2 separate regions of the Homo sapiens genome follow, and region 1 is linked to region 2. A link is a contact called in ENCODE Hi-C data. All regions are on one chromosome and are shown on one strand. Each heading gives the region's core, a stretch centred on a gene start or an enhancer-like site at or near the end of the contact. The rest is flanking DNA. Distances are from core to core; before and after follow the strand shown.

Region 1 (4,728 bases), core at 1,034-3,533, 700 kb before region 2:
TTACACCCTAGAGTAAAATAATCAGAAACAAACTTCCTTATATGAACTTATATCTTCCTGACAAACAGCATTCATTGACTATAGTTCTTTTTGCTGAAGTATATTTCTTTTATTTTAATCTTTGCATTAGATAGGACACAATGGACTGTCCTATTTTGTGGTAAGGGTAACTTGCAAATAATCTGTTATAAAAAATAAAGTGTTGCACTTTGTGAATGTTTTAATATAATTTAAAAAGTAAACTCAGATTTAAAATTTTCCTTATATATAACCATTATATTAGAATTCTCTTTTGAGTGGAAGAGGAAGAAGCGTTATTTTTAATACACATACTATTGGCTACGGAGGTGTTTCATGCATGACAATGACATTTGTCAAGTATATCAAGACAAATGATCAATGGACAAAAAGTGTGGCGCTCTGGGAGGGTGGGGGGGATCCATTTAAATAAGGAATGAGCTAGTGGTTACAGGAGGCTACATTCTTTTTTTGTTGTTTTTTTGATGAAGTCTCGCTCTTTCACCCATGCTGGAGTGCAGTGGTGCGATCTCAACTCGCTGCAGCCTACCAGGAGGCTACATTCTTAACCCTAGCAAATCACCTTATACTCAAAGAGCCAGGAAAAAGAGTATATGTACTAGGGGTTCTCCAAAGAAACAGTACTAATAGAGGAGAGAGAGAGAGAGATAATAAATAGATAGATGATATATAGATAGATAGGTGATAGATAGATGATCAATATATGATAGATGACAGATAGATGATAGATAATAGATGATTGATACACGATAGATGATAGATTATCAATATATGATAGATGATAAATAGATGAATGATAGATGATCGACAGATGAATAATAGATGATAGATGAATATGATAGATGATAGATGAATTATCGATATATGATAGATGATAGGTGATAGATGAATGATAGATGATAGATGAATGATAGATGACAGATAGATGAATGATCAATACATGATAGATGATAGATGAATGATCGATATATGATACATAGATGATAAATAGATGGATTATAGACAGATGAATGATAGATGATAGATGAATTATCGTTATATGATAGATAACAGATGACAGATAGATGATAGATAGATGAAAGATAGATGGATGAGATGAGATGATTTATGATGGGAATTAATGCATGGGATTATGGAGGTTCTTCTGAAATAAAATGGAAGTTTTGTCTTTGTGTCTGCTTGAGTACCTGCTCAGGAACCCTGACCGTAGTTCTAAGAATGCAACAAATTCTAATTTTTGGATTGCTAATTCAGGATTAAAGAGAATCCTGTACATTCCCACTTTATTATCAACCACCTTGAATGTGGAAAAAGGGACCTGTGAAATTATAGTTGAAGTGAGGGGTAAATATGGAGAAAAAGAAGGGAGCTTACCTGTATTCACTAGACTTTTATTTAGTTCCAGGGCTTATGAAGGGGCCCAAGAGAGTCAAAGCAGCTTTCTACAAATTCAGCTGTCACATTAATTTTCTCACACACTAGAGTTGCCACTTAAAAATATTAAAATAAAAAAACCAGTGTTGACCATCTAACAGGATTAGTTGACTCAGCTACTAAGTTACTAATTTGCTTCATTTTTGGAAGACATCCAGCATCTGAGAATTGGACTTTTCCTAGAAGTTCACTTGGTACCTTCGGATAAGTCCTGGTTCATCTGCAGAGGATCCGAGGGGAAAGCCTGATGGGACCCACGGCCGCTCTGAGAGGAAAGGGGTGCTGTTGGGTGCGGGAGGAGGAGCTGGGAAGCAGGAGAGCCCGGGACTGGATCCAGCTGGAAAGGGGGGCAAATGTGCTCCCGGAATCAGGGTAGGGACCCTCTAGGAATGGGGCGTTCCGAGAGGTAGGCGTCTGGAACATTGATTAGGGGTCCTTGGAGGTGATTTCTGGGAAGGGAAGGTCTGGGGCAGGGCTGTGAGGAGTCAGGAAAGAAACTGTGGAGTCCGTTCCTCACCCACCTCCTGAGCCCTAGGTTCCGAGGCTCCCAGGTCAGGGGGTTCAGTGGCGCAGGAGGGTCCAGGGCAGGAGTCGGTGAGTTGCCTCTCAGGTCCGCCTGTAAAGGAACTCTGACCCAGAGCGTGAGGGGGACCCAGGAAGCCGCTGCGCCCACCCAGGGAAAGCCCGCCCCACCCCATTGTCCCTGGATCCGGCGGCCCCGCCGCTTCCGTCCCTCTGGAGCGGGCGGCCCCGCCCCTCTTCCCAGAGTGGGCGGGGCAGCAATTGCCTGCTCAGCTTTCCTTGTGACGCCTCACACCCACCTGGACGCGCTGCTGCCTGGCCTCGCCTCCTTTCTCTGTCATCTTTCTCATCGACCAATGGACTTGGAGGATGGCGGCCACGCCCCCTATTCTGCGCTGTAGTAGGCCCTGGTTACGCCTCCTCTGGTCAGTCGCACAGTTGCGCGGTGGCCGACAGGAATTGTTCCCCAGTGGTAAGCCGCAATCTAGCTGACGTGGCCCCAACCCCACATTCCTTCCTGCCCTGCAATGTCTGAAGAAACCCTACAGAGCAAATTGGCGGCTGCAAAGAAAAAGGTACTATCGCCAGGTGATGGCCTCCCCCACCCAGCCCCAGAATCCCTCTGATGGCAGGACTGCGGCCAGAGCTCATGCCACTCCCGAGGCTTACTGGGCTGGGCCCCCAAGTGCCACTGGGCTCCCCCCATCAAAGTCTTGTCAGTCAGCCCCTCCCCTTAACAGCCCAGACCCTGCCTGGAGTGAGATTTGCTTATTTACCATGAAAGAGATCTTGGGAAACTGAACTTGACAGCTTGAATCTTCCTCATGTCTCAATCTGGGGGACTTTGAGTGTCACAGGGTAATATGGGGCATCTTTCTGAAGCATCAGTTTCCCTTGATTCTCTTCAGAGAGAAAAAACATTAATGGATTTAGGGATGACCGTCTCATAGATTTCTAAGAGTATACCAGACCTCTCTGAAATGAGGCTTGGGCTGTCCTCTTTCTGTTCAATTCCTAGATGTAACAGAAAGGCTGCCTTCTGCCGTGAGGACGCATGGGAAAAGAGTAACAGTAAAGAATCTGGTTTTTTGTGTGTGTGTTTTTTTGTTTGTTTGTTTGTTTTTGTTTTTTTAACCTTGCTCTGGAAGGGATGGGGTGTTTGGAGCCCATTCCTTTGGCCTTGGCTATTTGGACAGCGTTATTTTATAACTGTCCTTGAAATGAGCTTGCTAGGTGGAGGAAAACTTGTTCTTTTCTTTGTTTTTTTTAAACCCCTGCCTTGCCACATTCTGGGCCTTAGCTTTTACTTTTCTTGGAGTGAATACATGTAGTACTTATTATTATTTTTAAATTTTTGCCTCAGTTTCCCCCGTTTGATGATTTTTATGAAAGAAGTTTAATAGAAAGCATTACTATTACTTAGTTTTGCCTGAAGAGACAAGTTTTGTTTTTTTTTAACACAAAGGTTGATATTTACGCAGAGCTATTAGCTGAGTGTTGATTTTTCTAGCTACTATTGCCTCTATAGTTGATTGAATACTTCTAACAATGAGAGGTAACAGACAAGGGAGTATTAGGAAACTTTTTAGTGTGGCTAAAACCACTCCTATTAAAGTTTTGAACCCTCCAAAAAATGAAAACTAGCCTCCAAAGAGAGAATCTGGAGACTACTCTTTCCAAGTTTGAACTGGAACGTGGGCTAATTTTTTTATTTTTGTAGTTATTTTTATAATTGCTTTTTTATTATTTTTGATTTTCAGGCAACAATTAGTTAGATTGAATTTTTTACATACTCCTCCTTCGTGGGCTAGGGGGCAGACTAAAGTTAATCTGTTCTGATGGCGTTTTTTATTTTTGTGGTTTGCTGGGTTAGTAAACTTAATGCATTTGCTGTCTTATTAGTGATGATTTTAAGTACTGCCTGCAACCTTATGATGTGGTTAAGCATGTAAATAGGACTGCGGTATGCCTATGACTTATTTTGTGTCCAGGTAGCTGGCCTATAGTATTGAATTTTTTTTTTAGGGTGCCAATTTGTGCCTTTTTAATTTTTAATTTTTATATTTCTTCTTATATCTGTATTTTTTCAACTTTATTATAGATAAGATACCCTAAAGTTTCTCTCTGTTGCAGTGGGAGTAGGAAGAAAGACAGTCTAATTGTTCCAAGCACACAGGCCCCTGTTCATTTAGCTAGCAACTGTTGATATGCCCATGGCCCACAGATCTAATAAAGACCAGGGGATGCTTGCCAAGTATTTGGAGCTTCCAAATACTTGCAAATACTTCCAAATACTTGCTAAGTATTTGGATATTAAGTGTGGTTTAGAGAAGAGAAGCGGGAGAATGGGTCTGGATGGGGTGTTTTGTAGTTATCTCTGCCCTGCTACAAAGTTTTGTTTAATGTTTTATTATAATATTGCTGTTTTAAGCAGGTTAGTTCTCCTACTGGGTCTGTAAAAACTTTTCCCCAATGAGCAATACAGTATCTTTTAATAATAGAAGTTTTTAAGAGCCAGACGCTTGAACTTGTGGGCATCAGTCTGGGGAAAGAGTCAGTTAAAGTTATCTTGAGGCATTAACTCTTGCTTCCCAAGGCCATTGGTTTCCCATGTTAGTCCCTTTACAAACATAACATGAGGAAATGCCTAGGCTGCTGGCAATGTTTTCAGCCAGCTGAGCAAATAGGTTTTTGGTTAAAGGAGGAGGCTCTGGTAACTTCTGGTTTATATGT
Region 2 (4,851 bases), core at 1,122-3,621:
TAGCGCACATCTGTAATCCCAGCTACTCGGGAGGCTGAGGCAGGGGAATTGCTTGAACCCAGGAGGCGGAGGTTGCAGTGAGCTGAGATTGCACCACTGCACTCCAGCCTGGGTAATAGAGCGAGACTGTATCTCCAAAAAAAAAAAAAAAAATTTAGAATGGGCTATTCTGAAAGATGTAGCAATAATTATATTTGTGTTTATGAGTTTTTTTTATTAACCTCTACACTTGATAATGAAAGAGGTTTCCACTGCTAAAGGAAAATAAATCTCTTGATGCCAAAATTACTAAGCCACTAGAAAAGTCAAGTTGAGAACTATGTCAGGCAAATCTGCCTCCCATTTTATTTCTAAATAAGATAGCTACAAAGATAAAAAAGCTACATACTTTCTTTACAATTAGCCAACAAGGAAATTCCTTGAGAACCAAAGACAGACAGAACTCAGAGTCATTTCTCTGAGCCTCGCCTGAGACAAATGCACATCTGATTGCTTCCTCTGCACTGCTGTTAATTTAGATATGCAGGTTCACTGAGCCAGACTAAATTGTATTCAGTTGAATGCTTATCAAGGACTCAAGAATCCAGACTTTTATCTCTTATTTACTTATGACCTGGAAGCCCTCACCTCAAGTTGTCCTGCATTACTGGATCAAACCAAGAAAGAGAGAGAGGAAGGAGGAGGTGGAGAAGGAAAAAGGTAGGGAAGGAAGATCTTATACATATTGATTGATGTCTCATGCTTTCCTAAAATGTTTAAAAGCTGCTGGGCATGGTGGCTCACACCTGTAATCCCAGCACTTTGGGAGGCTAAGGCGAGCAGTTCACCAGGTCAGGAGACATCCTGGCTAACAGGGTGAAACCCTGTCTCTACTAAAAATACAAAAAATTAGCTGGTATTCATAGAAAATATAATTTTTAATTATCGAGTAATCTGAATAAATGAATATATCATAAAAAAATTAGCTGGGCATGGGGTCATGCACCTGTATCCCCAGCTACTTGGTAGGCTGAGTCAGGAGAATCGCTTGAACCTGGGAGGCGGAGGTTGCAGTGAGCCGAGATTGTGCCACTGCACTCCAGCCTGGTCGACAGAGCAAGACTCCGTCTCAAAAAAAAAAAAAAAAAAAAAAAAAAAGTAAGTGTAGGCAAATGTAGATGCAAATACACATCTGTTTACACAAATTCCTACTTTCAAAATCACAGAGAATGGTCACTTTTTAGCCTTTTTATGAATAAAATCCTGGATTCCATTTATTATTCCATTAGAACTTCTGTACCTATTTTGAAATTTGAGATTAAATTGTCTTTTGCTGAGTTTGCCCAGTTTATATTTCAAGTAATACTATATCATGGGAACACATTAGAGATTTTCTATATTTTTATGTTTTACATCAGTTTCTAAAACCTGGAAATTATCTTGTTTTGAATTTCTTATGAAAATGGAATACTATCCACTAAGAATATTCCATTAGCATACTGCAACTTAAAGTCAGGAGATCTAAACTTTTTCTGGTAACATTACCTATATTTAGTTTTTTAAAAAATGTTCTCTTTTTGTATATGCTTTTTAATTTGCTTTTAAAACATGTGCATAACATTTCCTTGAATTCTATTAATGGACCTCAATGCTTTAAAAAAATTTTTTGATAAAATAATTCAGTCTGAATGTGATGGTTCATGCCTATAATCCCAGTACTTTGGGAGGCTGACTTTGTAGGATTCATTGAGCCCAAGAGTTTGAGACCATTCTGGGCTATCTAGTGAGGCTTCATCTCTACAAATAAAAATATGATAACAAATTAGCTGAGCATGGGGCCACATGCCAGTGGTCCCAGCTACTCAGAAGGCTGAGACAGGTAAATTGCTCAAGCCTAGATTGCTGAGGCTGCAGTGAGCTGCAGTCATGACCCTGCACTCCAGCCTGGGTAACAGAGACTCCCTCTCAAGAATAAGAAAAACCCCACAGAGGATAAATAATAAAATATTCAATGTTTGTAATACTTCCTACTCAAAGGGCCAGAAGCCAGGAAGGTCATAAAAGCTGAAATTCAAAAACAATTGTTTTCATTTTTTAGTATCCATATAGTATATTACTTATAAGTGAAGATGACCTTATACACAAGGTTAAAGGCAAATACCCTCTGGGTTGGGCCTGCTCTGCTCAGGGAGGAAGCCCTGCCTGAAAAGGCGGCAGCCTAGGCTGTCATTCTTTCTTCTTTCAGCCCAGCGTCTGATCACATCTTTCATTCAGGGTTTGCGGGGGCAGGACCTTAGAAGTTATCCAATCAGGGACGCTGGGCTGGAAACCGTCCAATCAGGCACGGGGCAGGAGAGGACAGGGCGGCTTCCGGGATGTGGCGGGGCCTTTGTCTCTGGCTGCAGTTGGAGCTCTGCGTCTCGTCTTCGTTCTTCTGTGTCCTCTGCTGCTAGAGGTCCAGCCTCTGTGGCTCTGTGACCTGCGGGTATTGGGGGATCCACAGCTAAGACGCCAGGACCCCCCGGAAGCCTAGAAATGGTGAGAGTGCCGGTCCGACATCCCGAGAGGGGGAAGGGGCTGTGGCGTGACTCAGGCCTTCCCGCAGTCAGCTCCACAATCTGCGCGTGCCGGAGTTCTTGCCCAGCTCGGCCTCAATCCCCTTCAGCCATAAGATGGCGGCTGCTCTGGGAGGCAGCCCCGGGCGTCCTGTCTCTTCTCTGCGCAGTGACTGTGTCCCGGCCTGCAGCCCTCTGTGGGCAGCTCTGCAGCCGCAACGCGGCGTCTCTCCCAAATTGTGCAGGGGCCACAGGAGGGTCGTCAGGAGAGAATCCTGACTCGTGATGCAGTTTCATGAATAGGAAGAGCTTTGGTCCGTGGCATTTCTAGTCCCTCTTTTGGTCTATTAGAAACAGGAGAGTCGGCCGGGCGCGGTGGGTCACGCCTTTAATCCCAGCACTTTGGGAGGTCGAGGTGGGTGGATGACGAGGTGAGGAGTTCGAGAGCAGCCTGGCTAATATGGTGAACCCCGTCTATACTAAAAATACAAAAATTAGCTGGGCGTGGTGGCGCGCGCCTGTAATCGCAGCTACTAGGGAGGCTGAGACAGGAAAATCGCTTGAACCCAGGAGGCGGAGGATGCAGTGAGCCGAGATCGCGCCATTGCACTCCAGCCTGGGCCACAGAGTGAAACTCCCTCTGGAAAAAAAAAAAAAAAAAAACTAAACTAGATTTTCCTTTATTTCTGACATTCCCAAATGCCACCTTCTTCTCCGCAATTCACGTTATCAACTATTTTTTCTTTTTTTTCTTTTTTTTTTTTTTTTTGAGATGGACTTTCGCTTTTGCTGCCCAGGCTGGAGTGCAATGGTGCTATCTCGGCTCCCTGCAACCTCCGTCTCCCGGATTCAAGCGATTTTCTTGCCTCAGCCTCCTTAGTAGCTGGGATTACAGGTGCCTGCCACCACACCCAGCTAATTTTTTTTGTATTTTTAGTAAAGACGGGATTTCACTATATTGGCCAGGTGGTCTCGAACTCCTGAGCTCAGATGATCCACCCGCCTCAGCCTCCCAAAGTGCTAGGATTACAGCACTTAAAAATAGCCACCGAGCCGGGCTATTTTTTTTTTTTTTTTAGTGTACATTTTAGATACAGAGATACGTTTTAGATAAAGATATTTTAGATATCTGTATATTTTTGATACAGATATTTTAATTATTTTTTGAAAAATCATTGGATGGACTTAAATAAATTTTCCTTTCTTCTTTCCTTCTTCTTTCTTTCCTTCCTTCCTTCCTTCCTTCCATCTTTCCATCCTTGCTTCCATCCTTCCTCTCGCTTTGTTTCCCAGGCTGGAGTGCAATGGTGCAATCTCAGCTCATTGCAACCTCCCGGGTTCAACCGATTCTCCTGCCTCAGCCTCCCGAGTAGCTGGAATTACAGGCACCTGCCACCGTGCCTGGTTAATTTTTTTGTATTTTTAGTTGAGACAGGGTTTCACCTTGTTGGCCAAGCTGGTTTCGAACTCCTGACCTTGTGATCCACCCGCCTTGGCCTCCCAAAGTGCAAGGATTACAGGCGTGAGCCACCGAGTCCGGCCTAAATTTTGTTTTCTATTTGAAAATATTTTCCATATTGAAAAGAAAGCAAAAAATAATCCCCTTACACTGTTTGTAAAAAATAAAAATCTCTGTGCCTCTTTTCCTTTTCTTTTTTTCTTTACTTTTTTTTTTTTTTTTTTGAGACAGTGTTGCTTTGCTGCCCAGTCTGGAGTGCAGTGATGTGATCTCTGCTCACTGCAACCTCTGCCTCCCTGATTCAAGTGATTCTTTTGCTTCAGCCACTCCAGTAGCTGGAACTACCGGCACCTACCACCATTCCCAGCTAATTTTTGTATTTTTGTTAGAGACAAGGTTTTTCCATGTTGACCAGGCTGGTCTCGAACTCCTAACCTCAGATGATCCACCCGCCTCCGCCACCATGCCTGGCCTCTTTTTTCTTTTTGTTTTCCCTAGGCACAGGACTCTTTTTTTTCCCCCGCCCCGCCTTAAGATGGAGTTTAGCTCTTGTTGCCTAGGCTTGACTGCAGTGGAGCCATCTCAGCTCACTGCAACCTCTGCCTCCTGGGTTCAAGCGATTCTGCTGACTCAGCCTCCCGAGTAGCTAGGACTACAGGGATGCACTACCACGCCTGGCTAATTTTGCATTTTTAGTAGAGACAGGGTTTCCCCATGTTGGTCACGCTGTTCTCAAACTGCCGACCTCAGGAGATCCACCTGCCTCGGCCTCCCAAAGTGCTGAGATTATAGGCATGAGCCACCACACCCAGCCAGAGACTTTTTCAGAATGTTTTTAGGTCAAGTTTTTCCTTTCGA

What was found. Hi-C counts contacts between places; a loop is a spot of excess contacts on that map. Pooled maps may share reads with other maps.
Region 1: a map of ascending aorta shows a loop between it and region 2 (5-fold over the local background). The contact joins the promoter of LINC01233 here to the promoter of ZNF43 in region 2. A Hi-C loop is called at or near these places in 2 of 168 maps with a recorded cell type or tissue (ascending aorta and sigmoid colon) and 8 of 50 pooled maps.

The regions. Positions count from the first base shown.
Region 1 is chr19:22,530,181-22,534,908 of GRCh38, reverse strand. It overlaps LINC01233 (long intergenic non-protein coding RNA 1233), which reads right to left and starts at 2,283. Exons shown (of 2, transcript NR_110664.1): 1 at 1,995-2,283; 2 at 1,415-1,693. LOC105376917 (a long non-coding RNA gene) reads left to right here and starts at 2,424. Exons shown (of 2, transcript NR_160728.1): 1 at 2,424-2,570.
Region 2 is chr19:21,833,702-21,838,552 of GRCh38, reverse strand. It overlaps ZNF43 (zinc finger protein 43), which reads left to right and starts at 2,371. Exons shown (of 4, transcript NM_003423.4): 1 at 2,371-2,517. The coding sequence starts at 2,515. RefSeq lists enhancers at 1,334-2,306, 2,418-2,577, 2,598-2,647, 2,688-2,777, 2,307-3,280.